2 separate regions of the Homo sapiens genome follow, and region 2 is linked to region 1. A link is an interaction called in ENCODE POLR2A ChIA-PET data of the cell type or tissue named here. Cell type or tissue: HepG2. All regions are shown on one strand. Each heading gives the region's core, and the rest is flanking DNA. Links, peaks and the distances in the headings are about the cores only.

Region 1 (14,980 bases), core at 4,370-9,369:
GGCCTGTTGGTTTCCAAATGCCCCCAGAATCCATCGTGCATTTCCCTCAAGGCCTTGCTGTCCTCTGGCCCCATACTTGCCTAAGGAAACCTTTGATCCATGTTATGTCTCCATTATGGCCTGTGAGGGTGGGGTTTGCCTGTCTGGCTGATTCCTGTATCCACAGCATCTAATCCAATATGGTACTTGTGAATGCATGGATTTGTGGTTGCCCAGGTATTCCTTGTGGATTGATAGTGATTGCTAGAATCAGAGACCCAGAGGGCAGCCTCTTTCATAAGGCCTATGTTATCTGTATCTGTGAATAGGCCTGATATGGTTTGGCTTTGTATCCCCACCCAAATCTCATCTTGAATTGTAATCCCCATAATCCCCAGGCGTGGAGGGAGGAATCTGGTGGGAGGTGATTGGATCATGGGGGCGGGTTCCCCCATGCTGTTCTCATGATAGTGAGTGAGTTCTTACAAGATCTGATGATTTTACAAGTGTCTGGCATTTCCCCTGCTTGCTCTTCTCTCTCCTACCGCCATGTGAGAAAGGTCCTTGCCTCCTCTTTGCCTTCCGTCACGATTGTAAGTTTCCTGAGGCCTCCCCAGCCATGTGGAACTGAGAGTCAATTAAACCTCTCTCCTTTGCAAATTACCCAGTCTCAGGTATTTCTTTATATTGGTGTGAAAACAGACTAATACAAGGCCCCTGACTTGCACTGCTAAGACTCATCAGTTTTAAAATAGGGCACTCTCCTGAAGGCATTTGGTGCTATTCAATATATTTGTTACTCAGTAATGGAAGGTAATGTTGAGGGGTGAACATCAAGGAAAGTATCGTGAGTCCAACTCCATCTTAATTTATTTGCTATCAGAATTAGGGAAAAATAAATATATTTAATGGTGTCTTACCATTTCCTCTGAGCTATCCACTCTGAGTAAGTTCCTAATTTATTGTTAAGGGTGTTTCAGAAGCAGAGAGAAGTTCCTAGTAAATCCTAAACATTAGGATTAGGGACCAGAGCCCTGCTGTTCTGTAGCAAGAACACCGGCACCCTCTGTGCCTCGGCTTTCCACTATAAAGTGGGTGATCTACCACCCCCATGCTCCCTGCCCCATAAATCACAGAAATAATAGTGACCTGCTGAAAAACAGAATTTTCCACTTCCTCTGGACTGGCTGCACTCAGTGGCATTTTAAAAAATCAGCTCTGGATTTCGTAGTGGGATTTGTGTAGGAGGGTTCCTGGTGATGATTCAGTGGATGGATAGTTCCTTGAGAGGTATAAATAGGCTTTCCCCCACCCCCACCCCCGACACTTAACTAAAATACTGCTTTTTGAAGTATATGTTCTGTTCAACAGCTAAAGCATTATAAACCAAAGACAGTAATGTGATGCTAGCCCCTGAAAGGGCAGAAGCTAGAATCTAATTCTCATGCTGTTTTTTGGTCTACAGGATGGGAAGGACTGATCCACATTCCCACCAGGAAGTTTAGCAGAACCCCCGCGTGCCACCTGGACCCCTTGGAAGGACCTGGCTCAGGCTGGACCACCTCTTGAGAGGCAGGAGCTCTGGATTTGATCAAGAATTCTTTGCTGAGCATGGTGCCTCATGCCTATAATCCCAACACTTTGGGAGGCCAGTGTGGGAGGATCTCTTGAGCCCAGGAGTTCAAGACTAGCCTGGGCAACACAGAGAGACCCCATCTCTAAAATAATAATAATAATAAAATAAAAAATTAGCAGGGCATGGTGGCATGTGCCTGTAGTCCCAGCTACCCAGGAGGCTGAGGCAAGAGGATGGCTGGAGCCTGGGATGTTGAGGCTGCAATGAACTGTGATTACCCCACTGCACTCCAGCCTGGGCAAAAGAGCGAGAGACCCTGTCTCAAATAATAATAATAATAATAATCTTATTTTGGAGAATAAAGAGACCTCTGGATTTGAGGTGCCATTTGGGTAGAAAGAAAAGACGTTTACACCGAGAAATAGTCTGTGTTGCCCTGAAGGAGCAGAGGGATGCATCGCTGGAGGTGACCTACAGTTGAAGAAGACTCATTATGACAGACCTTGTCCTTCTTCCTTGTGGAAAGTGTTTCCTCTGCTGCTACTGCTCATGAGACTCTTCCCCCTCCCTGTCCCAGGGAACCAAAGGGCTTTCTACCACACCCTTTCTTGCCCCCCGCCTCCCATGTCTGCTGTGCCTTTGTACTCAGCAATTCTTGTTTGCTCCATTATCTTCCAGCCGGATACAGAGTGAATAGTTAACCACACTTAGGTCAAATAGGATCTAAATTTTTGTTCCTGCTCCGTGTAAAGAGGCCAGTGTTTGTGTGTTGCAAGCAGCCTTGGAATAGTAACTCTTCTCATTTGTTTGGGATCTGGCCACCAAGTTCCAGAATGATACACGGATCAGTGCAGAAGTTCATCAGGCTCTCGGACCTTAGGGCTGTTGGAGAAGGCTTCAGCAGCAGAACTGATGGTGAAGGCTCGTGTTCTCCATCCTCAACTTTCTTTGCTTCGATCATACACAAGAATACATTTGGAAGGGCAAAAAATGAACACTGTCGTTCATTGCAGCCGTGTTTTGTGACACAGATGCACAGTCTGCTGTGAAGACCTTCTCTCAAGTGGCATTTGGGAGTCCATGCCAGATCATGGTGCTTCATGAGAGACTGACAGCTATCAGGGGTTGTGGCACTTAGTGAGGACTCTCCTCCCCCAGTGTGTGCTGATGACACATACACACCTGACAATAGCTTGAGTCTTCTCTGTTCCTTTTACTCTGTAGCCAACATACACATGATTTAAAACCCTTTCTAAATATCTATCATGGTTCATCCTTGTCCAAATGCAGAGTCAGAGCTATTTGTACTTCATTATTATTTCCAAGGCGAATAGTTGGCTTTCTTTTTGCAAAAATAATTAAAGTTTTTGTATGTTGCAGTTGCTGTGCTTGTATGACCATTTAGTGAATTTGGTGTCTTCTAAATAGAACAGTGGAGTCCTTGTGGACATCTCAGATTCATCACAAAATGATTGAGGAGAACCTCTTGAAGATGTTTAGAGCTATTGAAATTTACAGATTGTTGATGGGTTTTCACCTTTTCCTTCCTTTCTTGACACACAGTTACAGGCATTGTATTCCTTGGATTCCTACAGGTGTCAAGGAACAGAGATCCACTTACGTTACCTTCATAAATCCTGGTTTATTCAAAAGTCACAGTAAGGTAGACAGGAAATAGTCCCAGCCACTGCCTAGCTAAGCCTTTTCAAAAAGCCCAAGGTCATTCAGCAGATGCAGAAGCACTAGTTGGTTTTCAAAGATAACAAGAGCAATACCATCATGGTCGTTTTGATCCTCTGTTCAGCAGCAGGGTTCGCTGCCCCTGACTTTAGAATTCTGCCATCGTGATGAGCTGAAGGTCACCAACGGTCCCAGTTTGCCCAGGACTAAAGGGTTTCTTGGGATGAAGGACATTCAGTGCTAAACCTGGGACAGTCCTGGGCAAACTGGGAAAACTGGTCACCCTCCTGGGTGACTCAACGACCATGCCTCTACTTTGTTACTTACTATTAACTGACTGATGCTGTTGACTGGTTTAGCCAATCTGCATTCAGAGCTTTTGCGTCTGGTTACTTCGTTGGCCTTCAGGCAGCCACAGATGGATGCTATTGGATCAGGCACCAATGCTGACCAAATCAATTGTTTCCAGGATGGTAGGGTTGTATGAAGAACCAACTGAGACCATGTCCTTCTGAGTGTTGTGGATGGTGGGCATGGCAGGCCTTCAAGGTATCAGGGATTCCTCTCCAATACAGCCTTACTTACAAAGGAGAAACTAACTTTCTCATGAAAAACAAAACAGTTCATTAAGAAACAAAACTAACACAGCCACTGGGAACTGAGGAAGAGAGACTGTAACATGTGTGCAAGCACACACACACACACACACATGCATACACATGCTGTCTGTAGAATCATGAGCCAGGATTCCAAATCTGCATCTTTGCTAGACAGAGATCAAGAACTAAAACCTTTGGGATGGTGTTGTCTGGGAAGCAAAGGAGTTGGCTAGAGGACTTCCTGAAATTCCTTTAAACTCTAGAATCCTTTAAAATATCAAGGGTGTGTAAACTGGGGCTAAGTATGTACATTCTCTCTAAAGGCTCCTAGATAACCTTTGAGTTCAATTCAGTGTGGAGTGGGGCCTCCCAGCTTATACTTACCTTTCTAGACACTGACTTTTATCTGGGATGAGGGAGCAGAATTTGGAGGTGGTAGTCAGGGCGGGGGTAGGGAGGGGAGTGGGTAAGGGATAGTTGCACCAGCCCAACTTTTTTGGTCTTAAGAACAACCTGAACGCAAATTACAGGGTCTTTTGTGGACTAGAAAAAGCCAGGTTTTCAGGATCACGTGGCGTCCTGAAGTTGTTGCTGCTTGTCAGGGCATCTGACCTCCATCTTCTCTGCTGAAAGACAGGCATGAGTGTTTGCAGTGCCGGAACAGGGGCCTTCAGATAATTTCATTCATCTGGCATGGCAAGACCACAGGGAGGGAATTACATGCTAGGGTAGAGATGAACTTATGGACGTATCATGCACCTTGGTGTTTGCCCCTGTAGTGATTCTCACTACCTTCGCTACCATTGGAGGGATGCTCACCCACCTCCTTGGGTGCCATTTTTCTTTTTTAAAAGATGAAGGCATTTCAGATGATCCCTTCATTTATGTTCTACTTTCATTCTTTGGTTTCAAAAGAAGTCCTGATCTTATGTCAAAGGCAACAATCTCTTCTCTCAATCTCTCTCTCTCTCTCACTCTCTCTCTCTGGCTCACTCTGTCACCCAGGTTGGAGTACAGTGGCATGATCTCAGCTCACTGCAGCCTCGACTTCCTGGGCTCAAGAAATCCTCCTGTCTCTGCCTTCCGAGTAGCTGTGATCACAGTTGTATGCCATCATGCCCAGGTAATTTTTTTTATTTTTATTTTTTTGTAGAGACAGGGTCTCACCATCTTGCCCAGGCTCGTCTTGAACTCCTGGGCTCAAGCAATCCTCCTGCCTTGGCCTCCTGAAGTATGTGAGCCAATGCGCCTGGCCCTCTCTTTTCTTATCTCCTTATCCATATGCAATCACAGAACCTGAGAGGCTGAAGTGGTCTAAAGCATCACTCTTCTCTAGATTTATCTCTGACTAATGCAGGAATCCCCTTTCAAATCAGGCAAGGGATCGTTCAGCCCAGGGGAGAGAGGACTATGAGAGAGGCTGAGTGATACCCAGCCTGATGGGGAAGCAGTTGAATTTTAAAGAGTGTTTCATACACTATCAGGTGGCCATGAATGTCAATTTCTTAATGAGATTTTGTGCTAAATGCTTTTTGCCCTCTTCCCCATGTTTGTTCTGGTTTAAAAAAAAAAAAAAAAGCACAGTGCAGGGAGGCAGAGAGACCTAAGTTTTTGTCTCAGAAAGCTCCTCATCATCTTAATTCCTTCCGTATAAAATGAGGGGTTTGGGCCACACGATCCCTGGAGCCTCTTCTATTAATAGTTCTGACATCCACGATGCTGGCATATTTGATGGATAAGCTATCAGCCTTCTAGGAGTCCATGTCTTAAAGTTTTGCTGGGGTTTTAGGTCTCATGTTAGAATAGTACGTTAGACATTGTCCAAGGTGCAATGTAAAGTGATTTCATCTTGCCTTAATTTCATTATGAACATAACTATTTCAAATTAGCTCCCCGACACCGCCCCCACCCCCCAATTTTGTTCAGCCTCGCCTGTGAGATTTTCCATGGCATTGGAACTTGATCCACAGGAGAACTTTGATCCTCTTCAAGCGGCCCTGGAAACCCATGTGGGAAAATATTAGTCATGTTGACAGGAGAGATAGGAGGTTCTCGTGGTGAAACAAGTCCCTCTGCTCAGGAGGCTGCAGTTTAAAGGATTTCAAGGTGACCTTGGAAGTGGTCACTGACCTTGGATAAGACCCTTATATGCCAGGCTGGTGGAGAACAGGTGGAGGGAGGCCTGAAGACAGCCCTAAACTGAGGGGTCTGGAAACCTGATCACCGGCCCTGCCCTTGGCTTCAACTAAGTCCGGGTCACATGTGAGTCACTCTAGCCTTTTCTCTGGGTCTCAGTTTTCTCATCTATAAAAGGGACAGAGAAGGGGCAGGGGTTGGTCTTGACGATTCTCTGAGGTTCCTGCCATGCATCAAGTTCTCAGCCTTGCCTGGCCCAGCTGGTTCCTGACAAGCAGTAGCCCTTTCTCCCTTTGCCTTTGGCTGTGCAAGTCAAAAACAGGGCTGTCCGGGAAGTCCATTACCAAAGAATACTTCAAAGCTGTTTGCACGCATTGTCAGTTGCACTGAACATGAGTTTGTTGAGGGAGAAGGTAAATAGACATACAGGCTGATGACAGGAGGGGTGGAAGGGGGACCACTATTTACCCCCAGGGTGGCTGGGAGGGGAAAAAAAAAGAAACCCTGCCTGCCGTTTTGACCAATAAATAAAAACTGGGAGCTCTGCGTGGCTAAAACCATAGGGGATTTATTAGTTTGCTTAGTGAAAGGCAAATATTAAGTCTTAAGTTGACCCGTCCTGGGACCTGCCTTTTGGCTTTTGTATGCCGTGCGGCACCGATCACTGGGCCCTCGGGTTATCGAGTTCTGTTGGAGTTTTTTTTTTTTTTTTAATTGTTTTCCATCTCCGTCTTTTCTTCCTCTTTCACCTGCCCCCTTCCCACTATGTCCCGCCTTTTTCGGTAACTTAGGTCTGGGTTTTGGAGGGGTGAGAAGGGCAAGGGTGAAAAACATGTTCTGCTTGTAGAACTGTCTATGCCCAGGGCTCTGGCCAGCCCAGGAATTGCCGATGCCCGGGATGTGGTGGCTCAGGGTAGTGACTCCAGCAGGTGGTCCTCCTGGGTCCCTTCCATCCTCTCTCCTGGACTATTAATGTTAGGTCCCAGGTGTAAGGCAAAGGCCTTGTCCCTCACGAAAATGAGCATAATGACAAGCATTGGAAAAGAACAGAGCACGCCTATTTCTAAGTTTTAACTTTCCTATCCCATCTGAGTCTTCATACCCAGCAGATGATTTCAGCCTGAAAGAGGAACTGTTCAAGGTGGGGCTGTGTCCATTAGGGTCTGACCAGGGCTTGTGACTCACCATGGAGTGAAATATCGGGACAAGAGGGGCTGGATGGCCACCGAGTCTATTCAGTTTTCAAGTAGGAGATGCAGTGAAACTAAACTAGATGGAGCATTGTTTATCCTTTGCTTTAAACATCCACAGTGTAATCCAGGCTATTCTAAAACATTGCAGTTTGTGGGTGCTACGGTCTCATGGGTGGTGCTTGCTAACAGCCACCCACTGTCATGTACAGCACAGCAGGACACACTGCTCCATGCCAGACCCTAAGTGCCCATTTCCTGGTCCACCCCAGTGACTGTCCAGGATGCATCTTTTTTTTTTTTTTCTTTTGAGACAGAGTCTTGCACCGTTGCCCAGGCTGGAGTGCAGTGGCGCAATCTCGGCTCACTGCAAGCTCTGCCTCCTGGGTTCACGCCATTCTCCTGCCTCAGCCTCCCGAGTAGCTGGGACTACAGGCACCTGCCACCACACCCGGCTAATTTTTTGTACTTTTAGTAGAGACGGGGTTTCATCGTGTTAGCCAGGATGGTCTTGATCTCCTGACCTCGTGATCCACCCACCTCGGCCTCCCAAAGTGCTGGGATTACAGGCGTGAGCCACTGCGCCAGCCCAGGATGCATCTTATTAATCTACGTGGGGCACTATGGCTTCCCAAATCACTACTCACATTCTAGAACTGCTTACTTCAGAAAGTTTCTTGCACATTCCAGTAATTATTTTTTTTTTTTTTTGAGATGGGGGTCTCACTATGTTGCCCAGGCTGGTCTTGAACTCCTCCACTCAAGCAATCCTCCCACCTCAGCCTCCCAAAGTGCTGGGATTACAGGTGTGAGCCACCATGCTTGGCCCAGTAATGATTTTTTATTGAATTCAGCACGATCGTTAATCCTTTGGCAATTCTTCACAGAGGAGTATTTTTTAAAGGATAGACATCGGGCATCCAGGGTACTGAAATCCTACGAATGCTTCGAGGCTCATCTCAAATGCTTCCTTCTCTCAGAAGCCGTCCTGGATTTCTCCTTCCCTCTCAACCAGTTGTGACCTCTCCCTCACATATTCTGACATAGGTACTCAAAAAAATGTCAGTCTTCCTTCCTTGACCATAGCACTTTAGTATCTCATTTACTGCACTTACAATGGACTTGTTTTGGCACCCTCTTCTCTCCCAACTCTCTTTCTCTCTCTTTTATAAGAATAGGGACTGAGTCATTGTTTACTCATTGAAATTTATCGTTGAAATGCTCCCAAACGTCCATGGTCACATGGGAAGCACTGTGATGGGCATTTCATATACTTCTCATTTAATCATCGGCAAACAAGACTTTACAGTAATCAATTGCTTTGACCAAGTCTTTTATGTGAACTTTGAGATTCAAAACCAGGGTCATGGACAATCTGAAATTCAGAGCTTGTGAAGTTGCAGCATGATGGCTTTTACATGGTAGGATGTACAAAAATGATGTTGAGTTGACTTTTCCTATTACCAACCTGTTATTGTGTGTACCACCAAATTTGCCTTTTTTTTTTTTTTTTTGCTTGCTCAGGAGTAATCAATAAAGTGTTTTCCACTTTGGGAGGCCAAGACAGGAGGATCACTTAAGCCCAGGAGTTTCAGACCAGCCCGGGCAACATAGGGAGACCCCCATCTCTACAAAATTAAAAAAACAAAAACAAAAACAAACATAGCCAAGTGTGGTGGTGCATGCCTGTAGTCCCAGCTACTTGGGAGGCTGAGGTGAGAGAATCGGTTGAACCTGGGAGGTCAAGGCTGCAGTGAACTGTGATTGAGTCACTGCACTCCAGCCTGGGTGACAGAGTAAAACCCTGACTCAAAAAATCAATAAAGAAAGAAAGTGTTTTCCAAACAGCAGAGAAATTTTGTTTGTTGCCTGATTGGTTGGTTTCCATGTAGAAACTCTTCCTGAAAATAGAATTATGTCTGATTTTTGCCAGTTACCCCATGAGCTAGTTTCATTTTTAGGGTGGGAAATAAAAATATCAGTTCAAAAGTTTAGATCAAAATTTCTAGGGTTTCGTTCACCCTGTCTAATAAGGAGAACTTAAAAAAAAAAGGATCTTCCCATTAATATCCAAATAATTTCACTCTGTCTAATAGGGAGAACTACAGAAAAAACAAAAGGGACCTGCCCATTAATATCCAACCTCACAGGTAGAGACCTTCGGTGTTAATAGGCAGATCCCTTGCCATGAGAACTGGACCTAGGTTCAAGGTCTTACCACCTGAGGACCAAAGGCCAAGGGAGAAAAGGCACCACTCAGGGGCAAGCAGGCCCTGGGAGGAAAAGTCTGTCTCCCTTGACTCCTGATTTCTCCTCCTGGGGGTTTGTGGGGGTGGGGGTGGGGGTGGTGGTATGGGGGTGTGTGGAGCAGATAAAGGAGGATTGAAGAGAACTGACATGTAGGGCAGAAGCTTTGCCTGTTTGGGAGACGAGAGACACTGAAAGCTCACCCCATTCTTAATTCATACACACCAATAAAATAAGAGTTTGGACCAAGAGGTTGTCATCTGTGAACCACAGTCACTAGGCACGGCTTCAGACATGAGAGAAATGATATAACATTCAGCCAAGAAAGATCAGGCCATTCAGGAAATAATGAAGTTCAGTGGTTTTATGGGACTTTCCAGTTTTCAAGCTCTTTGTAAATCTTCTCCTTGGAATCTCGCAGTGGCTTTGGGAGAAGGATAGAGACCTTGTTTTGTGGGCTGAGGGAGGTGTACTGACTTGCTGTAGAGACCACCCATAGGCCCCTGTCCCTAAGGGCAGTGTTGTGGTTCTCTATGTATCAGTCACCAAAGGCCGCTGCAACAAAACACCTCCATATATCAGTTCCTTCACTTGACAAGTTTTTCTCATTTACACATTAGTTAAATGTGACTTAGCAATAGTAGGGACCGGAGGCTCTTTTTCATGCAGAAATTCAGGGACCCAGGTTCCCTCTGTTTTAGGATATCACTACCTTCAGAGGCATCCTCTTCTACCAGTGAACACAGAGAAAGTGCTGTGAGAGGACATGCACCTGTTTGACCATCTTGGCCTGGAAGAAACACCCATCGCTTCTGCTCACTTTCCATTGGCAGGAATTGATCCCAAGGCTCCACTTGGATGCAAGAGAGCTGGGAAATGTCCAACTCCATGGAAGGAGGGGGTGGAGAACAGGAGTGCTGGGGAGGACTTGCAGCTCCTGCCATGCAAACTGAACCCCCTGTGGGGCTACTGAGGTGCAGCTTATTGGCCTCTGTTGTGGCCATTGAGGCCCGTGGGTCTGGCCTTCTGGATGCCCCATTGTCACAGGCCTGGGTGTGCAGGCTTAGTGCTTTTCTACTACCAGGCTCAGAGAGTTGAGGACTTCTGCCCAGGCTTACTGGCTCTCAAAGGGAAGCAGGATGGAGTCATGGTGGAGGACGACAGCTCTGGCCCAGAGTGCCTGGGCCTGAGCTTCTTCACCAGCCCCTAGCCGTGTAACCTTGAGTGAGTGACTAAGCCCCTCTGTGCCTCAGTTTCCTTCCTTTAAACTGCTTCCTTGGGTGATTGCAAAGTTTGGCCGAGATATTACAGGTGCAGCTCCTAGGGCGGAGCCAGGAGCACAGCGCCCAAGCAGTGTGGCGTCGGAGCTCTCTCTATACTCTGAACATGGCGCCATCAGGGCCCGTCTGCCATAACTCTGCCTCAGATGATCTCTATGCCCAGATGGGAAGAGGAAACGTCAAATGTGAACTTCTGCCATTGCGTCTCTGTTGTCCGGCTGTGGGAAGGTGTCGCTGACTCTTGCTGGCCGTGGCGGTTTTATTTGGGATTGGGGACAGAGCTGAGCTGCAGACACTGGCACTCAATGGTCTCTCCTTCTGGTCACCATGCACACCACATCAGTCTCACGTGACTTTAACATCAGTCAGGCGTTTTCCTAAAGGCCAAGTTCTCTCCAGAATCTGTCAGTTTCACCTACCGACTGCAGAGACCCTGCAAAACACTCATGAGACATATACATTGGGTGCATGAAGCCCTTCCTGTTTCTCCCTCTACTGGGGCAGAGAGAGAGCTGATTCCAAGCCTCGGGGGAGCTCAGGAGGCAGAGAACCTTCTCCCCGTTTCCACACCTAGATTTCAAATCACACCCTTCCCTGCATACTGCAGAGGCCAGCAAGGCCCCCTTCCAGACCCCCTGGCCTGGGCCTCGGCTCTTGTAATTGTAGGACCTGAGTGGCCCAGGATCCTGGCACCAGCTCCGCCTGTTTGGTCTTTGGCTCTCCTGGCACTGCCAGAGAATGGAAAAGCTGGTCTGTTTACAGGACATGGGGCCAGAAGCGCATTAAAAAATAAGGAGCAAATAAAATGTCATAAACAAATTTCCTTTCCAGTAAGGAACGTTCCTTTCCCTGTCCTCCAACAGGAACCATTTTTTCTCCAGTGTTTGGATAAACTTCCATCCTGTGTAATTACCATTCCCAGGGAGGGGCTGCCTATTTCCGCTGGCTATTTATTTTGATTTTGATCATTCCTCCCTCTTCTGAGTATAACACACTTAATAGTAAAGGAAATATGTTTCCTATTGGCGCATGGGGCACAGCTCTTTCCTTCCCTCCCGTGTCTTCTTCCCACTACCCCTCACCTTCCAACTTCCCATGAGCCTGTGGACACAGAGCCCCAGGTGCGCTGGCTGGGGGTTGCTCCCCTCCAGCGTGCAGGAGAGTTCGGAGCATTGGTTGACTGAGAACCAAGGGGCAAAGTGGTGAAGCAGAAGGGAGAAATTGTTTCCAATAAAAGGTGGCACAGATCCAGAGGGGTTGTATGTGGGTGACCATCTCTCTGTGGAGGGTCGAGGGGGGCAGTCTTCAGCCTGACCCCCTGTGTGAGTTTTTGTGTGAGCAGAAAGCCACTGATCTAACGTTTCCTGACCCCAGCAGGTAGCTTATTGTAAAACAGTTCATCCAGAGGGGGAAAAATACCTTGTTTCAGCATTTAAGTTTTCTTCTTGCTCTGAAACAGACTGGAGAGGAAGGGAATAGAGAAGAACGGATATTTCCTAGCTCAGAAGTGCATGACAGGAGGCAAAAAACAAAGCCGAAAAACCGTCTTTGAACAAGTGTTATTCTTGTTTATGAATGGATTGTATAATCCAGGATTCCTGTTTACACACTTTAAGCTATCTCTCCAGTCCCCTCCTTCCCCTCTTCCCTCTATTTTCTTTCTGTGTTGGGATGGCGAAGGAAGGAGGTATACCCCATAGTTAATTTCACTTTCTAAACTCCTTGCCTCTGCCTGGTTGGGTGAACGGATATCCTGGAGGTGCTGACCTCAGAGAGGCCATGAAGAGCAGGGTGGTACTGACTCATTGACTGGTCATACAATCAGTTTGGCTTCAGATTCCTTATGCTTTAACTCAGTGGAGGCCCCAGGAAGTGGGGATGGAGAGGGGGGACTCATGACTTCCCCTTGAGTCCTCCCACCTCTGCTTGCCTACCTCCTCCCTTCCAGATTGCCACCCCTCCACCCTTCTTCCAAAGATGGTCCAGGGCTGTCACAGGGCCAGCTGGCCTAGGCTTGGTACCTGGGTTGAGTTGGTGTCATGGTGGTAAGAGAAACCACCAGTCACTCTCCCCTTTGGGAGCCCTGTCTTTTGAGGACTGAAGGATAGGATGCTTATTCCAGAGGGTGTGAGAACCTCATTAATAAACCTGGCTGGCATTGGAATGATTCTTGATGTGTGTGTTAATGGGTGAAATGCACAGAACCAGGTGTGTGCCATGGCTGATTCCAAAAAGCTGCTGCTGGCTCTGCACCTGGTGGGTATGAGCTTTGGGTAGACTTTTCCAGAATCAAGGAGGAATGTCAAGGGACCCACCCCCAGACTGATGCTCAGGCCCCCTTGAGAGCAACAGGAGACTCTAACTTAAAAATTATAACCCAACACTCTAATCCTGTGAGAGAGAGCTGGTGGTCCTAGTTCTCAGACCTCGGTCTTGGGAATGCTGCGGTCCAGTTGGGTTAATTGAGCCATCCAGTCTCACCAGGCAAGTTATTGGAGAACTCTGACTGCTGCAGAACTTTAAGTCCTCACCTGGAATAGGATCCCCTAGATGCCTGTAAGGGCAGATGCAAGGAGAGGAGACCAGAGAAGGCATCTGGGATGCCTGGGAGGGAGGAAGGCTCCAGCCCGGGCAAAATGCTGCAGAAGCAAAATCCATTTGTGGTAGCTTTGTGCACTCAGTCAAGGTCGGGTGCTCCCGGGTCAAAAATGCTTTGAGTAAGAGGCACTGGGGGTGGACCAGCCTCCATGTGAGACGCTGGGCTCTCCAGGGAGGGGAAGACTTCATCCGGGCTGCGGCCCCATGCTCAGTTCCGCTCTATTTAGAACACTTTTTTTTTTTTTGTAGAAAGCAGATCGCTGGGGAGGAACGCATCAGGGCAGCTGAGGGAAGCCGATTCTACTGCAGCTTTCTGAATCGTGGGTTGGGGAGATGGAGAGGGAAAGGAAAGGGCTTTGAGCAAGACAGACCAGGTAGGCTGGTGTCACCTTTCCCTGTCTCTCCACTGCCCATAACCATCCCCCACGTCCCCACCAGCTCTGCTCAGCAGCCCATCTCTGGGGAAAACTTAAATGGGGCAAGGTAGAAGCAACTGAAACCATTTTTACTTGTTCAAGGTGAGATAGGCAACTGAGATTTTAAATTCCACAAGTCCACCCAATAAAAATCCCCGGCGCAGTGAACACCTGCCGCCATAGTGTGCATTGTTGAGTGAGACTCGGGACACAGCAGGTCAGGCTTCCTGGGTGCACAGTGGCATACGATTGTCCTGATTCCTAGACAGCACAGTGGTGTGTGTCAGTGAAGACAGCATAGGATGTGGTTGATGCTTTGCTTACAGGATTTGGGTAATCTTTACCCTCCTCCACCAAAGGGATAGCATTGCTAAATACAGATTAGGTCACTGCAAACTCTGTAAGCCAAGACCGTTGTGGGTGGTCAGAGGATTTCTGGAAACAGTGTCTTTTACAACTCTTCCCTATGTTAGCCTTTGTCTTGCAAGAGGAATTTGAAGTCTGAGGAGTGGCTTCCACTTGCCCTATGTCAGGCTCACTCTGGAGCTCGTGGGACAGGTGGCTGTGTCTCCTGGACCCCAGTTGGCATCCTGGATGTCTCTTCTCCTCCTTAAAATGCACCATAGTCAATGGCCCCTCTGGACAAGGCAACTTTGAGACCAATGGAAGCAGCCAGAGAGCTGTGTACTTGCACATTGACGAGCTCTGTTTTTCTGGCCCTCCTAACAAATAAGATCCTGGTAGTGTTGGTCCAGGGGCCAGTGGATGGCTTCCTGCTGGGGTCCTTTTTGTGCACAGCCATTAGTGACCTGTACATGCTCAAATGCATGAGATGCCGCATTGCTTTCCAGCTGGCTGGCTGTCTAGCCCTTCTGAGCCCCTACAGAGAGCCCATGGATGCCTTTCCAGCTCAGGATTAGACCCTTCCTAGATGCCTTTCTAATGCTCAGAGGAAGGAGATGGGATAGCATCTCAATTCCAGCCCCACCTTGTGTTGGTTGTGTGATTTAAGGCTGTTTACTTCATATCTCTGCATCTCAGCATCCTCCTATATAATTTGAAGATTGTAGTAGTACTGACCTCACTGGTTTTCTTTTCTTTTTTTGTGGGAGAGGGAGGTATGCATTAATATATGTAGCTCTCAGAGCACAGGACCTGAGTCATACATCCAGCTCATGTGTTAGCTATTGCTAGTGTTACTATCTCCCTGATAAACATTCCCCTAACCTTCCCCAGGTAGAAGTAATCACCCTTACTCCTGGGGAAGCACTTCCTACAT
Region 2 (14,980 bases), core at 3,926-8,925, 82 kb after region 1:
AAGCAAAGTCCCTAGGAGGTCAAGCCAACTCTTGCTGCTGCTGCTAATCTAAGGACAGATGTGGCCACTTTCTCCAAAGGATCTCAGAGAGCTAACTTTATGGCGTTTTACAGAAGTCCTATCTTTCCTTCAGGGGAACCCCATTCATTTGCAAGATGGAAGGCTATTTTTAGCATTGACTTTTATTTTCTCCTAAGTGACTTCCTCTCTCATGTACCATTTGGCCTTCACAGTGGCTGAAAAGACAGTTCCTAGGAAAATCTAGAACATTTAAGCTTGCGTGTGTTGCAGTTCTTAGTGAGTGGAAGGGCAGAAGCCCATAGTGGGTGGTGTTTCGACTGGGAGGAGGGAGATGCTGGAGCCAGCCAGGGAGTGAGGTCTAGGTATGTTCCTGTCAAGTGGGATTTGTTCAATTGCAAGTGAGAAGAAAACTAAACTTAAACTAGACTTTTAAAAAAGAAATCTATTGGCTCATTTAAGAACTACTGCAACTCCTTCAGGCACAGCTTGATCCAGAGATCTAAATCATGTTGAATCATTTAAACTACTTTATTTCCCTCCATCTGTGGTGGAGACTTTCGGGGTTCATTCTTGAGTAGTTCTTACCTTCTGCGCCACATTGGACAGCCATATTTCCCTGCCCCTTTGAGTTTAGGTGAGTCACATGACAACTTCTGACCAATAAAATGAGTGTATTATGTCTCTATTTCCTACTTCAGGAACTCTGAAAGCCACATGTTGAGATGGCCCCATTACAGGATGGAGAGCACCTGAACCCCCAAGTTATGGACTAGAAGAAGACAGTTGCCCTGGAAAATCATCTGACCCACATTGGACTTTATGTGAGGGGGAAATAAACCTTTATTATGTTAAGCTACACAATAATAAATAACAACAATAATTGTGTTTATTTGTTACCTCAGCTTAGCATGGCCTTCCTACCTGACACAACATCTCTGGGTTTTGCTCTTCTCAGCATTGGTTTAATTCTCAAGCAGGTTCTCCCTCCGGGCTCCTGGGCTCACAGCCCCATGTCCAGCAGAATGAGCCACCTCTCTAGCCATGTGCCCATTCATGAACCAATCCCTACAGCCTGAGGGATGTGCTGACTGGCCAGGCATGAGTCAGGTGCCCTCCGGGGCAAGACTGATACTGGGTCTTCCAGAGAAAAATGGGGACAGTGGTACCAGAAGAAAGGTGAACATCAAAACCAAGATGTCCACACAGGTCTGGTGAGTCCCCACCTCAATGATAGTCCCCCTGCACCACCATGGATGAAGGTTGGCCTGGCAGCTAAAACCCAGGCTCTGGAAGACCATGCTTCCTGGTCCTCAATCACTTACTATAGGTACCACCTTGAGCACATAGGTGAAACTCTTTAAGACTCAGTTTTCTCACCTGTAAATAGTAATAATAATGGCACCTAGTTTATCAGGTTTTGCAATGACCTGAGCAAGGCTAGCTGGCTCTTGAGGGCAGCAGTTGAGCAGGAAGGGGAACTCTACGTGGATTCCTGTGAACCCCAGGAATGAAAGCCTAGGACACACCAAGGTGCCTCTGATGATCACAATTACTACCCTTCCTGAACAGGGAAGTATTTTAAAAACAAATCTTCCTTCTGTAGACCTTTGAGCCCAGGGGAGCACAGAAGTTTGCAGGTTTTCAGCTCGTGCTTCTCTTCTCCAAGCCTGTCTTTTGCACTTAAGGTAACTGCAAAGCAAGATAAGGTACTAAAGTGAGCACTCTTGCAGGGTATTATTTATGGGCAGCAAATGGGACAGAGACTATTTCCCCTTCCAGGGGGCTCAGGGTCTCTGGTATAAAAATGTAGGACTGGGGTGGTGAGAGTTCAGAGGGTGGGAATGGTGATTGGCTTCTGAATTTGCAGGCACAGCCAGATGGTTCTGATGTCGACATTACCCTTCCCAGGCTCACTGCCATCACTTGTGGGGAAACGCCAACTTGTGTGCATTTTGAGTGTGTCTTTGCAAACATCCTGCAATCACATAAATAACTGGGCTTCATCCGCCCTTCGCCTCCCATTTTGTACCCACATTTCCCATAGCATTCCACTTCTCCACATTGTCCCACTGTGGAATTAAAATGCTCCTTTCCAGAGCAGCAATTAGAGAGATTATTTGACCGGACCAAGACTAGGGACTGGTACTTCTTCCAAAGAGACTACCAGGCACGGGGCTTAGAACTTTGAATGTTTTATCTGATTTAATTCTTGGAAAATTTCAGTGAGGTGGATATCAGTTTCTTCTCCATCTTCTGCAGGCAAGGAAGCGGAGACAAAGAGAATCTATAGACGGGAGCCTGAAGCTAGCAAAGAGTTGAGACAGGGCTTCAATTCAGGCGACTAGAGTCCAGAGCCCCTGTGTGTAATCCCAAAGCTCTGTCTCCTACATCCATTCAGAGTGGCTTGGTTACTCTGTTGGGCAAAAGACAAGACAGAATTTGGGAATCCTCTGAAACTCCCAAATTACGGTGCTCCTGTAATCATCTCCCATGAACCTATCCCTCACATTTTGTGGTGAGGAGAATGTGAGCTTTGGCTTCCCAGACCTGGATAAGAAATCCCCTGGGTTTTTTTGTTTTTGTTTTTTTGAGTAACTGTGAGACCTGCACAGGTCCTCTGATCTTCCTTATCTTGACTTCTCCTTGGAAACCAGGTGATACGGTTTGGATCTGTGTCCCTGCCCCAATCACATGTTAAATTGTAATCCCTGTTGTTGGAGGTGGGGCCTGGTGGGAGGTGATTGGATCGTGGGGGTGGAGTTCTCATGAATGGTTTAACACCATGCCTGCGGTGCTGTTCTCGTGATACTGAGTGAGTTTTTGTATGATCTGGTTGTTTAAAAATGTGTAGCACCTCCCTCCTCGCTCTGTCTTCCTCCTGCTCTGGCCATATCAAATGTTTGCTCCCCCTTTGCTTTCCACCATAATCATAAGTTTCCTGAGGCCACCCCTGAAGCCAAGCAGATGCCAGCATCATGCTTCCTGCACTGCCTGTCGAACTGTGGGCCAATTAAACCTCTTCTCTTTATAAATTACCCAGTATCAGGTATTTCCTTATAGCAATGTGGGAACAGACTAATACACCAGGCATGGCCATCCCTGATAGGGATCTGGTGAGGCTTAAGTGACAGCAACATGGGTTGCTCAGAGGCCAGCCCACAACTTTCCCCTCCTTCCTCTGCTTTTGGGCTGAGTGGCAGTGCCAGGGCTGAACACACTCTAGACATCATTGAATCCAGTCATTAGACCTGAACTCCCTGGGACATTGCCACCTGGATCTCGTTTCTCTCCCTCTTCCTCCCTTATTTCTTTTCTCTTTGTCATTATCATCATGGTCGAGTGCCCTCTTTGAACACCCTTCCTGACGCTGCCAGTATTTGCCAGGGTTTAGAAGGACCTAGATGAGCTGCAGCTCCCTGCCCCCTACCTCCTGTAGGTGTGCTGGGCACACACCCCTAATCTCTCCATCCTCCAATCATGGTGTTTCTCAGCTCTCCTAGAACAGCATTGCTTAAACTTTCATGTGTATAAAATCCCCTGGAAACCTTCTAAAAATGTAGATTCCAGTCCTGGCTCTGGGGTGGGGCTTGAGAGACTCCACCTCTAATGAGTTTCCAGGTGATGCCAATACTCCTGGTCCACAGAGCGCCCGTTGAGCCGCAATGCCCTGGAATATTGTCTCCCATGCTATCTGACACATCTCTCAGGAGAGAGATTCTACAGCTCCTCCACAGTAGTCATTGTGTCTAGAGATTCTTTTGGTCCAATAGACCACTTTAAAAGGGAAATACGGGCCCAGTGTGGTGGCTCCCGCCTGTAATCCCAGCACTTTGGGAGGCCGAGGCTAGTGTATCACCTGAAAGTCAGGAGTTTGAGACCGGCCTGGCCAACATGGTGAAATCCCGTCTCTACTAAAAGTATAAAAAGTTAGTAGGGCATGGTGGCAGATGCCTGTAATCCCAGCTACTCGGGAGGCTGAGGCAGGAGAATCACTTGAACCCAGGAGGCAGAGGTTGCAGTGAGCCGGGATTGTGCCATTGCACTCCAGCCTGGACAACAGGAGTGAAACTTTGTCTCAAAAAATAAACAAAAATAGGCCAGATGTGGTGGCTTACACCTGTAATCTCAACACTTTGGGAGGCCGAGGCAGGTGATCACCTGAGTTCAGGAGTTCGAGACCAGCTTGGCTAACATGGTGAAACCCCATTTCTACTAAAAATACAAAAACAAAAAACCAAAAACAAACAAACAAACAAAATTTGCCAGGTGCGGTGGCCCATGCCTGTAATCCCCTACACGGGAGGGTGAGGCAGGAGAATTGCTTGAATCCAGGAGGCAGACGTTGCAGTGAGTGGAGATCATGCCAGTGCACTCCAGCTTGGGCAACAAGAGCGAAACTCCATCTCTAAATAAATAAATAAAAATAAAAGGGAAATACAAACATGCTTGGGGTGCAGACTTCGAGGCAGGGAGGCCCACATTGCATCTTATTTACCAATTACAACATATATGCTTTGGGGTCAGTGGTTCTAACAGTGTGGTCCCTGGGAGCCACCTGAGTATCACCTGAGAGCTTGCTGAAAATGTAAACTCTGTGACCCACCTTTAGACTCACTGAATCAGCCACTCTGCAGGTGTGTCCAGAAATCTATGTTTCATGAGCCTTCCAGGTGTTTGAGAACCACTCCTTGGATAATTCTTAATGTAAGGGGTCTCAGTTCTGCTGACATGTAAGGGTCACTTGGGGTGAATTTTAAAAACATAGACCAATTATATCAGAATCTCTGGAGTGTAGAGAATGGGCATCCAAAAACAAAAACAACTTTTTTGCAGCCCAGTTTGAGAGCTACTGGCTTCACCTCTCAGATGCTATTTGGCCATATCTGAATGGAGATACTAATTCCTAATGCCAGTGCAGTAGAAGGGAAGACACAGGGGTTAGCAGATGAGAAGCACCTGCCAGGGAGAACATTCCAATAAGAAATAACTTCTGTGAACCTGGCCCCAACTCCATTCAGATGGAGACTTGCTTTTTTCAAAGAGGGCACTTGACTCTGACATTAATAATGACAGAGGGAAAAGAAATGAGGGAAGGAGAGGAAGAGGAACAAACAAGATTGGGTTTGTGGCAATGCCCCAGAGACCCGTGATCTCCGTTGTTAGCCTACACATAGAGGGAGAGGTATTGTATCTCTTGATCTCTGCCATCTCTGCTTCACCTTCTATTGGGAAGTGGCTGTTGGTTTTCAACTATAAAGTTCCCTTGAGTGTTGAGGTTCCTAATCTAGTGTTTACAAGGCATCTCAAGAAAAAACAGAAAACTATTAGATCACCTTTCTAGCCCTGGACCACCTACCAAGAACCCATCCTCTGCTCTGATGTTTTTGCTTTTTTATTTTTGCTGGATGCATGAGCGTGCAGGACTAGAGCTTCAGCTTCCTTCCTTCTTTCCTCCTCTTTGTCTCATGTCCACACTCTGCTCTGGAGGAGCCACAGATATCAGGTGTGTGATTCATTCCAAGCTGTCATTTTCAGCAGTGCATTGGCCAGGTCCAGATTTTCTTTCTTCCTTCTACATCCTCCCCTCGCGGTGGGGATGATGATCGGGGTAATGAAAACCCTCCACAGCCCTCTCTCTTTTCCCCAGCTCTCCTCTCCACCACTCAATAGGAGCTTTGTCTTCACAAAGAGCAAACCTGAAACCCATCCGGCCCCAGCAATTGTTGTCTGCCGGCTCCTGTGCTATTTGGATCCTGACTCTGTTAGAGATCTTGTAATTTAAACTTCAACCTGCTTATTAGAAATTTGAAAGAAATTATCTAATAATATTTAAAATATCAGGAAAAGCAGACAAAGACTCTTCTCTCCCATCCCCCTTCCTGTGCTTGTCTTGCGCCCCTCCTTTTGGGTCATTCTGAGACCTAGGCTCACTACATGGTGCTGGGAATTGATTCATCTTAAACAAATGTCATGAATCGCTCACCTGTTTCCAGGGTTCTAAGGGCGAGATGTGGCTGGCTGGAGTCCTTTTATTTTGGGGGAGGAACTGAAAGTACAGCTCTGGTTTTTCTGTCCCCTTGGGTTTTCAGCTGAGAATTTCAGCAGTCTCATCTTCTAGATGCTTGGAACTGTTTATTCTGTGTGGTCAAAATTGAATTATTACTCTGACTAGTGTTGCTGCAAAAACAATGAGCTTTCATCTTCCCACTTGCCCATTTCCTACTCCCTGACTCTTTGGAGAGCTGGCCTTTGTGAACCCGTGTGTGTGTGTGTGTGTGTGTGTGTGTGTGTGTGTGTTTAGCAGGGAGTGGATTGAGGGAACTGCTATTCTTTGTTCATTTCCCCTTGAGATGATAATTCAAATATTGTCGTTCCAGGAATGGGCTTGATCCTGCCCTCCTCACTCTGAGTCAGAAGGTACTTGTGCTGCCTTGAACAAGGAAGGGTAGCTTTACTATTATGGGAAGAGTCAAAAGGTCTAGGTCACTATGGCTCTGCCCAGGCTTGCTGTGCGGCCTTGAGAGCATGGCTTCCACCCTCTGGGTTTATGTTCTTTCTTTTTATGGTAAAGGGAATTTGGCCACTACAGCCCATTCCGTCTCCAAAAGCCTGCATTTCCACACTAGTGAGCATCTCCAGAGTGGCGAACAACTTGCGTTTCCAGAGTCAGTGCCTAGACCCCTTGGCCCTTCTTCCCCAAATCTCAGATCCACCTTCCCAAGCTCTTCCATTCAGCTTCGTCTCTTACATGAGGAGTAGAGGGGAGATCTAGCGATGGCCATGGGTTTGGATGTATGAAGGATAGTTAGTTCTCTAGGCAGGTGGAGCTCCAAGAATGGGGCAGGACCAGTGGGATTTGCATCACTGGGGAACTTGTTGTAAATGCAAACTCTTGGGTGAATAAGACATCTCGGGGACGGGTCCCAAGAGTCCGGGTTTTAACAAGCCCTTTAGGTGACTCTAATGGATGTTCAAGTCTAAAGCCCACTGTTTTGGCCTCAATTGGAAGAGGTCAGCAAGGGAATATAGACACAGCCTGCATCCTTTTTGGTCCATTACATACTGGATCCTTTGTTCTCCCATGGACAGGAGCAGGGCCATGTCCTTCTGGAGAAGTCTGACATTCTCTACATGGGCCCAGGCTCTCTAAATGTCTTTTTTTTCCCAGAAAAGTTGACTTCTTCCCCCTCTGAGTGTGGCAGCCAGATTGTTTGGATTTGGGAAAATGGCTAAAAGTGGGAATACAAGAAAATAGATCAAATGAAGAAAATGTAGTTTTCACTTGGGCCACACATTCAACATCAAGTGACAACTTAGTGGTAATCGTCATTATTATTCCTCTAACATGTATTATCTGAGAATCCACAAGGCATAGCTGAACTGCAAGGCAAGTAGGTGCAGAAGAAGACATGCCATCTGATCCACAGTTCAATGGTGGGGCAACCTGACTCTGTTTCTGGCAGTGAGATGACATATGCCAGGAAGTTCCCTTCCTTTACTCAAAGCTAAAAACTTCTCTCCCAGGAACTGAGCTTCTAAGCAGCTGACTGTTGGGTCCTTAATAAATTAAAAAAACTATTTATTAAATATTTACCTGCATGTGTCTCAGTACTGAAAATTTCTAAAAAACAAATAGTCTTTCAAAGCTAATCAGTTTTCTGTACTATCCAGAAACCATGCTCCCAGATATTTATCTCACTCATTTGAACACTGTAGTCCACAGAAAATTCTACACATGAGTGTTTATGGCAGCTTTATTCATAATTATCCAAAACTAGAAGCAACAATGATGTGTTTCAATAGCTAAATGGGTCAGGACACTTTGATGCATACATATGATGGAATACTATTCAGTGACACAAAGGCATGAGCTATCAAGTCATGCAAAAACGTGGATGAATCTTAAATACATATTGCTAAGTGAGAGGAACTGGTCTGAATGAGTACATGCTGTGTGATTCTATTTATATGATATTCTGGAAAAGGCAAAAATATAGACAGCAAAAAACCCAGTGGTTTCCAGAGGTTCTGGAGGGAAGGAGTTGAACAGGTGTTGTGCAGGGGATTTTTTAAGGGCAATGGAATTATTCTGTTTGATTCCGTAATGGTGGATACAGGACACTATGCGTTTGTCAAAACCAATAGAACTTTATGGCACATTGAGAATCTTAATGCACGCAATTTAACAAATTGTTTAGGAGATTGGGAGATCACAGAGTGGAATGAAGAATGTGACAAAATAATCTAGATATATTATAGTTGTATGAAGCAAGCTAACTGAAGGGGTTGGTGGGAAAAGGTGCTGATCTAAGCAACTTTGAAATGAGGGGGGTAAGACTAAATGCAAAGGAAATGCCCGCAAGCACTCTACTGTAGCTGATAAGGTTGTTTTCCATGGGGGTATGGGTCAACAATTCTGATACTGCTATCCACATAGACTGCAATTGAACAATCCTGTAAATGGATGGTGAATGGTGGGAAGCTTGTTTTTCACTGTGGGAGTGGGACTTTAAAGCTCAGCAATGGGAGGAGTCTAGGATGATCTATGTGGTAATGGATTAGAGTTGGAAAAATATCAGTATAAGTTTATGTTTAGCTTAATAGAGATACAGATGATTACATATAGAAACATTTGTAAATACATGTGTGTGGAGAGACATGGACTAGTATATGCACATACCTTTCCTTGCTTTGTCAGCTGGAAGGGCTTAGAATTAACCACACCCTAGTCACAATGAGCACACTGAGAGCCCAGATCTTGTTTTCTAGTACTATTCTGCAGTAAGAAGAACTAGAGCTCCTTGGAGAAATAGCTGATTCTAGAGGTAGGGCAGGACATATCCAAGATAAGCCTGGAACATCAGTAGAGCCAGAACGTAAGGAAATGCTCAAAATACAAGCAAACAAAATTACAAAAACTAACAGACACAATGATGGGGATGGGTCAAAGGAACACTGGCACCAACGGAAAGAACTCCCAATGGCCAAAGCTGGAACAATTTGAATAAGAAAATAAAGCTAACTAGATTATAACCCAAAGTATAAAACAAATACCCATGAGTCCATACTGCTATAAAGAAATGATTGGATCAATAAATAAATGAGAGCTAGTAGACAAATCTCCCATGCAGAAGAATTCAAAATAATTTAGGTAGATACTCTGCCCACAAGGAAGCAGGATCTAGTAACATCCTTTCAGAGAGTACAGTATGAAAATGCTGGAAATCAAGTAATGCTCAGTGGAGAAAGCAAGAAACACCAGTTCAGCCAGGTGATCAAGGTCAGTATCAGCAGTGATGTCATGTTTTATCTGCACCATTGATACAAGATGATAAGAGTGGCACTTTACCTCTGAGATCTTCTCTCCCAAAATTCATTACGCCTGTCTAATCAGAAAGACATCAGACACATCCAAATTGAGGGACATTGTACAAAAGACTTGACCAGTACTCCTCAAAACTGTCAAGGAAGGTCATGAAAAACAAGTGTGAAAACTGTCACAGCCAACAAGAGCCTAAGCAGACATGACAGGTAAATGTAACGTGGTATCCTGGGTGGGATGGGATCCTGGAATAGAAAAAGGACATTAAGAAAAAAAACTAAGGGACTCTGAATAATGTATGAACTTTCTTTAATAATAATGTATCAATGTTGGTTTCATTAATTATGACAAATATACCATATTCATGTAAGATATTGACAACAGGGGAACTAGGTGTTGGATATATGGGAATTCTCTGTACCAAATTCACAGCTTTTCTATAAATCTAAAATCATGCTAAACTTCAAAGTTCATTTTAGAAAAACAAAACAGAGAAGGTTCTTGTCCTTAGAGATTAAAGTCAAGATCAAGGACACTGATAAGGAGTCATAATAAAATACTGAGAACAGATTCGATATTGAACTGTCTGTGAATGAAATAAGTGGTAAAGTGAATATATTTTCTGCCCAGGCAAATATGTCGGCTCCTGTAAGCTCCATGAAAACAAGGACTTGCTTAGGTGGTGAGGGGGATGGAGGAACTTGGGGATGGTGGAGGGGCTGCAGTTTTAAATAGCGTGGTCAAAGAAGATTGGCTAAGAAGGTGATATTTAAACAAAAAACAGAAGGAGGAAGTAAGCCAGGTATCTAGTAGGAGGTGGGGTAGGGAAGGTTGAATTTAGAACTCTGGAAATAAAAACATCATTCATCTAAGGATACCAGGGGGTGGAAAGGCAATACTGCATTTAAACAATAAGTGTTCTGCTGTGTGTGAATGACCATAATTGCAATAGAATTTGAGCAAAGGGTGAAATGAGTGGGGTTTGGAGAGTTAAAGAAGGCTTTGGAGGAGGGACGCTGAGCTTGCACTGGGATTGGAGGAATGGGAGGAGGTTGGAGAGATACTCTGCATGTCTGAAGGCACTGAGCATGCAGTGAGAGAGGAGGGATGAGAGGAGGCACGTGCCTACGTACTGCAGAAAGCAGAAAGTCAGGCTGTCCACAAGAGAGGGGATGGGGATCAGGCACTTGAAAGGCAGGAGAGTTCTTGACCTTGGTATATGGAAGATGAGAGTGGTGTCCGGGGAGTGAAGCCCCAACAGGAAGAGGTGGAAGGATTGAAGGAGAGAGACGAAAGATTAGGGTCCAGAGCTTTCTTTAGAAATTGCTGGGATCTCTGGGTGAATGATGAAGGGTGCTTTGCCTTGGAATTGGCAGTGGGGATGAAGAGAAAAGAGTATATGGAGGAATGAACAATTGGATTGGTGACAGGTGGATCAGAGAGTTGCTGGAGAGGGAGCAGTCACAGATAAGGCCAAGGCTTCTGCCAAGGACCCTTGAAATTGGCAAGAGGAGGACAATGGCCATACATACGTTCAGTCCTTGGAATCCATGACACAGCCTGTGGGCTGCCCCACCTAATGGGAGTGTGCACGGACTCAGTGGTGCATTCTTATTTACCTGAATTGGATTGGTGGTTGTTACTGAGTAGAAAAAGAAGGAAGTTGGATGTTTTTGTAATAAGAGCTGTAATTCCTTCAGTCCCTACTACAAGCCTCACACTGTTCTGAATATTATTCTATTATCAGCAGCTCTCAACTGGGGACATATGGCCATGTCTGGAGACAGTTTTGCTTGTCATGACTTGGGAGAGGGGTGCTCCTGACATCTCGTGGGAAGAGGCTAGAGGTGCTGCTAAATGTCATACGATGCACAGGACAAGACCCCCATGACAAAGAACCATCCAGGGCAAAATGTCAATGGCACTGAGGTTGGAAAATGCTGCCTTCTATACACCTAAAATCTCAAGTCCCACCTGGGCTTGGTGGCTCACGCCTGTAATCCCAGCACTTTGGGAGGCCAAGGCGGGTGGATCACCTGAGGTCAGGAGTTCAAGACCAGCCTGGGCAACATGGTGAAACCCCATCTCTACTAAAAATACAAAAATTAGCTGGGCGCAGTGGTGCCATGTCTGTAATCCCAGCTACTCAAGAGATTGAGGCAGGAGAATCGCTTGAGCCCAGGAGGCGGAGGTTGCAATGAGCCTAGATCGTGCCACTGCACACCAGCCTGGGTGACAGGGCGAGGCTCCATCTCAAAAAAAAAAAAAAAAAAAAAAAAAAAAAAGAGAAAAATCTCAAGTCCCTCATAACCTAGGAGGAAGGATAATGTCTTTCTCATTTTAGGAGTGAAGTTAATGAGACTCACAATGATTCAGGGGTTCCCACCTGGACAGGGCACCACCCCCTAAGGGGTGTTTGGAATGTGTGGGGTGATTGTGGAAGTCCCCGATGCCTGGGGGGAAGTGCAGCGCCCTGCTGGCAGGGAGTGGGTGGATGCTAGGGGGGTGGAATGTCCTGCCATGTGTGGACGCCCCTGCCGATACTCCTCCTATAGAGAAACCCTGGCATGGAGATGGCCAAGGCCTGATGGCTGCAGGAGGCAGAACCAGGCTTGGAACTCTGGCCTGTCTATCTCTTTCTCCTCCAGGATGGGTTTCCTTGGCTCAGAAGAACTTACGGCTCCCTGGCCCTCCCCTGTCTGTTAGCAGAGCCCTCCTCATGGGGGCTCCCTGGCACACCCTCTTTGCACCTGATTTTTCAGCCATCTTTCATGACTACTGTACAACAACTAATGCCTTTGTATTCTCACCTATAAAATGGTGTAAACATCCAACTCATTTTGTTCCTCGGGGTGAAATGAGATAGTCCAAGTCTCAGTCTATTGCTTAATGCAAAGCAAGCATGGAAAATCCGGGAGGAGGCCATGTTCATAGAGCTTGTTGCAGAATATGTGCTGGGAGCCCAGCACCTTGCAAAAACCATGTGAAATTATCCACATCTTCAACTCTGCGAACGTCCCCTGCAGGACACCAGGGTTCACTAATATTCGCTAAAGACAGCCCTTCAGTATAAGCTGTTATTGGTGAGTGTATTCACTTCCAGGGAGGGCTTAAACAGCAGTACCATAAACTGGGGCGCTTAAGCAGAAATTTATCATCTCCCAATTCTGGAGGCTTGAAGTGGAAAATGAAGTGTCAGCTGGGTTGGTTCCTTCTGAGGGCTGTGTGGGTGAATCTGCCCCAGGCTGCTTGCCTAGCTGTGAGGAGACCCAGGCGTTTCTTGGCTTGTGAACGGCTTCCTCCCTTTGTCTTTACATCATCTTCCCTCTGTGTGTGTCTGTCTAGTGTCCAAATTTCCCTTTTTTATAAGGACACCAGCCCTGATGGATTAGGGCCCATCTATATGACCCAATTTTAACTTGGTTACCCCATGTAAAGGCCCTCTTTCCAAAAAAGTCACATTTTGAGTCAATAGGGGACTTCCATAGATCTTTTTTTTTGGGGGGCGGGGGTGTACAATTCAACCCACACAGTGAGACAATGAGAAGGCACAGCTGAATCACCTCCCCTTGCTGTCAGAGGGAACCCCAGGCCCTGTGATTAGTAACCCCTAGCCTGTAGCTCCTGTTTTTTGGGCTCTAACATTCCCCATAATTTTTTAAGTTTGGAAGGAATAATAACCCAACAACACTCGTCTAGCATAGAAGGGTGAATGGGAACTTTTTTTTTTTTTGAGATGGAGTTCCACTCTTGTTGCCCAGGCTGGAGTGCAATGGCATGATCTTGGCTCACTGCAACCTCCGCCTCCCAGGTTCAAGTGATTCTGCTGCCTCAGCCTCCCAAGTAGCTGAGATTACAGGCGCATGTCACCACACCCGGCTAATTTTTGTATTCTTGGTAGAGGTGGGGTTTTGCCATGTTGGCCAGGCTGGGCTTGAACTCCTGACCTCAGGTGATCCACCCGCCTTGGTCTCCTGAAGTGCTGGGATTACAGGCGTGAGCCACTGCGCCTGGCTGGGAACCTCCTATCAGAAATCACCGCCCTTCTCAGTCAACCCGATTCCTCTTCCTGACATTCGGAGACACACTCTGATGCTCTGATAGTCCAGCCTTGAGGCAAGCACATCACAGCCTGCAGTCTGGCTCCTCCATGGCCAACGACAAGGCCCGGAGCAAAGCAACAATCCTGCTGCTATCCTGGAAAGCAGAGTCACCTCACCTAGAGAAACCAGAACTGTGCTGGGCTGTTTTGCAGATGACATGTGCAGTGAGAGCATGCAAATAGTTTTGCATCGGGCATTCCTCGGCAGGAACATGGAAAAGCATATTTGGTTAAGCAGTGTCTGCACCGTAATTATTACCCACCGCCTTTTTGCTTCAACATCTTACCTCTAACCCTAACATGTTCCTGCTTTGGGACGCTCTTGCTATGACATCCTGTGGTTTCTGTTCTGTTACAGTGAATTCCTTACTATTCCTTACTGCTGTTATCTCATGCAAATTCACCAGGGACGTGGAGGAGCATAACCTGGTGGGAAATGGTGGTACCGCCGCAACTTCCCTGTTCTCTTTGCTCTGCAGTTAATCTGTTGATAAAAAATGAACAGATGGAAGAGTCAAAGGCCAAGGGAGAGCCACTATGTGGTCAGTCTGAGTTGTTTCCACTGGATTCACAGAGGTCAGGAGCTGCTACGAGTGGTTCTGGGCATGCAGCAATAATGCTACCTTCGAGATCTGCCAGAGTGACGCTTTTCGGATGTTACTGGGTGATCCTGCTACTTCCCAACTCACATGGAGGAGCATAGTCTCAAGTCTTGCCCTGGTTGGGGAAGTTTTGTCCCTCATTACCTCATTCTTCCCCATGGTCACCTGCCTGAGCCTCTGCTGCAAACTTCTGCATTTCTTGTTCCCACTGCCTGGAACGTTCTTCTTCTAGATGGTCTCATGGTTGGCCCTTCATGTGGGTGTCTGCTCAAATGTTCTCTCCTGGTTGGGTGCAGTGGTTCCTGCCTGTAATTCCAACACTTTGGTAAGCTGAGGCAGGCAGATCACCTGAGGTTGGGAGTTCCAGACAAGTCTGGCCAACACAGCAAAACCCTGTCTCTACCAAAAATACAAAAATTAGCTGGGTGGGGTGGTGTGCACCTGTAGTCCCAGCCACTTGGGAGGCTGAGGCAGAAGAGTTACTTGAACCTGGGAGGGGGAGGTGGCAATGAGCCGAGATCACACCACTGCGCTCCAGGCTGGATGACAGAGTGAGACTGTCTCAAAACAAACAAAAACAAAAATGTTCCCTCCTTAGAGGGAGCTTCCCCAACCCCTCTATTCAACATTGAACCCCAGCTGTCCACCAGCCCTTGCCCTGTTCTCTTGTTTCTCATATTTATTTGTACGACCCAACTTACTTCTCTCTCTCTGCATTGTCTGCATTTCCTGCTAGGATCTGCACCAGTGCTCCTAGCCTCTGTCTGTCCAGTTACTGCTGAGCAAAGTCTGGCCCAGAGGAGGCCTGCAATGAGTGTTTGCATAAACAGATGACTAAAACTTGCTTTACAATTTATGGGGAGCTTTTGTCCCCTACAGTGGCCCAGGGAGGAGGGGTGTTTGCTACGATCACAATTGCTGCTGTTATTATTA

The links. ChIA-PET counts read pairs that join two places held together with the same protein. Peaks named below come from ENCODE experiments on the same cell type or tissue, not always from the same donor. Only the 100,000 strongest peaks of a DNase experiment are listed, where the experiment ranks them.
Region 2: POLR2A ChIA-PET joins it to region 1 with 6 read pairs; 3 of 35 experiments call an interaction of 5 or more read pairs at or near these places.

The regions. Positions count from the first base shown.
Region 1 is chr17:72,391,281-72,406,260 of GRCh38, reverse strand. It overlaps LINC00673 (long intergenic non-protein coding RNA 673), which reads left to right. Exons shown (of 4, transcript NR_152516.1): 4 at 1,445-2,939. Among named protein-coding and RNA genes, the nearest start is that of LINC02003, 56 kb to the right of the region's middle. RefSeq lists enhancers at 5,699-5,993, 13,559-13,608. In HepG2, for the core only: no CTCF peak of the experiment used is centred there; DNase peaks (open chromatin) are centred at 5,860, 6,510 and 8,930; H3K4me3 peaks cover 841 bases.
Region 2 is chr17:72,309,060-72,324,039 of GRCh38, reverse strand. No RefSeq gene overlaps it. Among named protein-coding and RNA genes, the nearest start is that of LINC02003, 26 kb to the left of the region's middle. In HepG2, for the core only: no CTCF peak of the experiment used is centred there; a DNase peak (open chromatin) is centred at 6,279.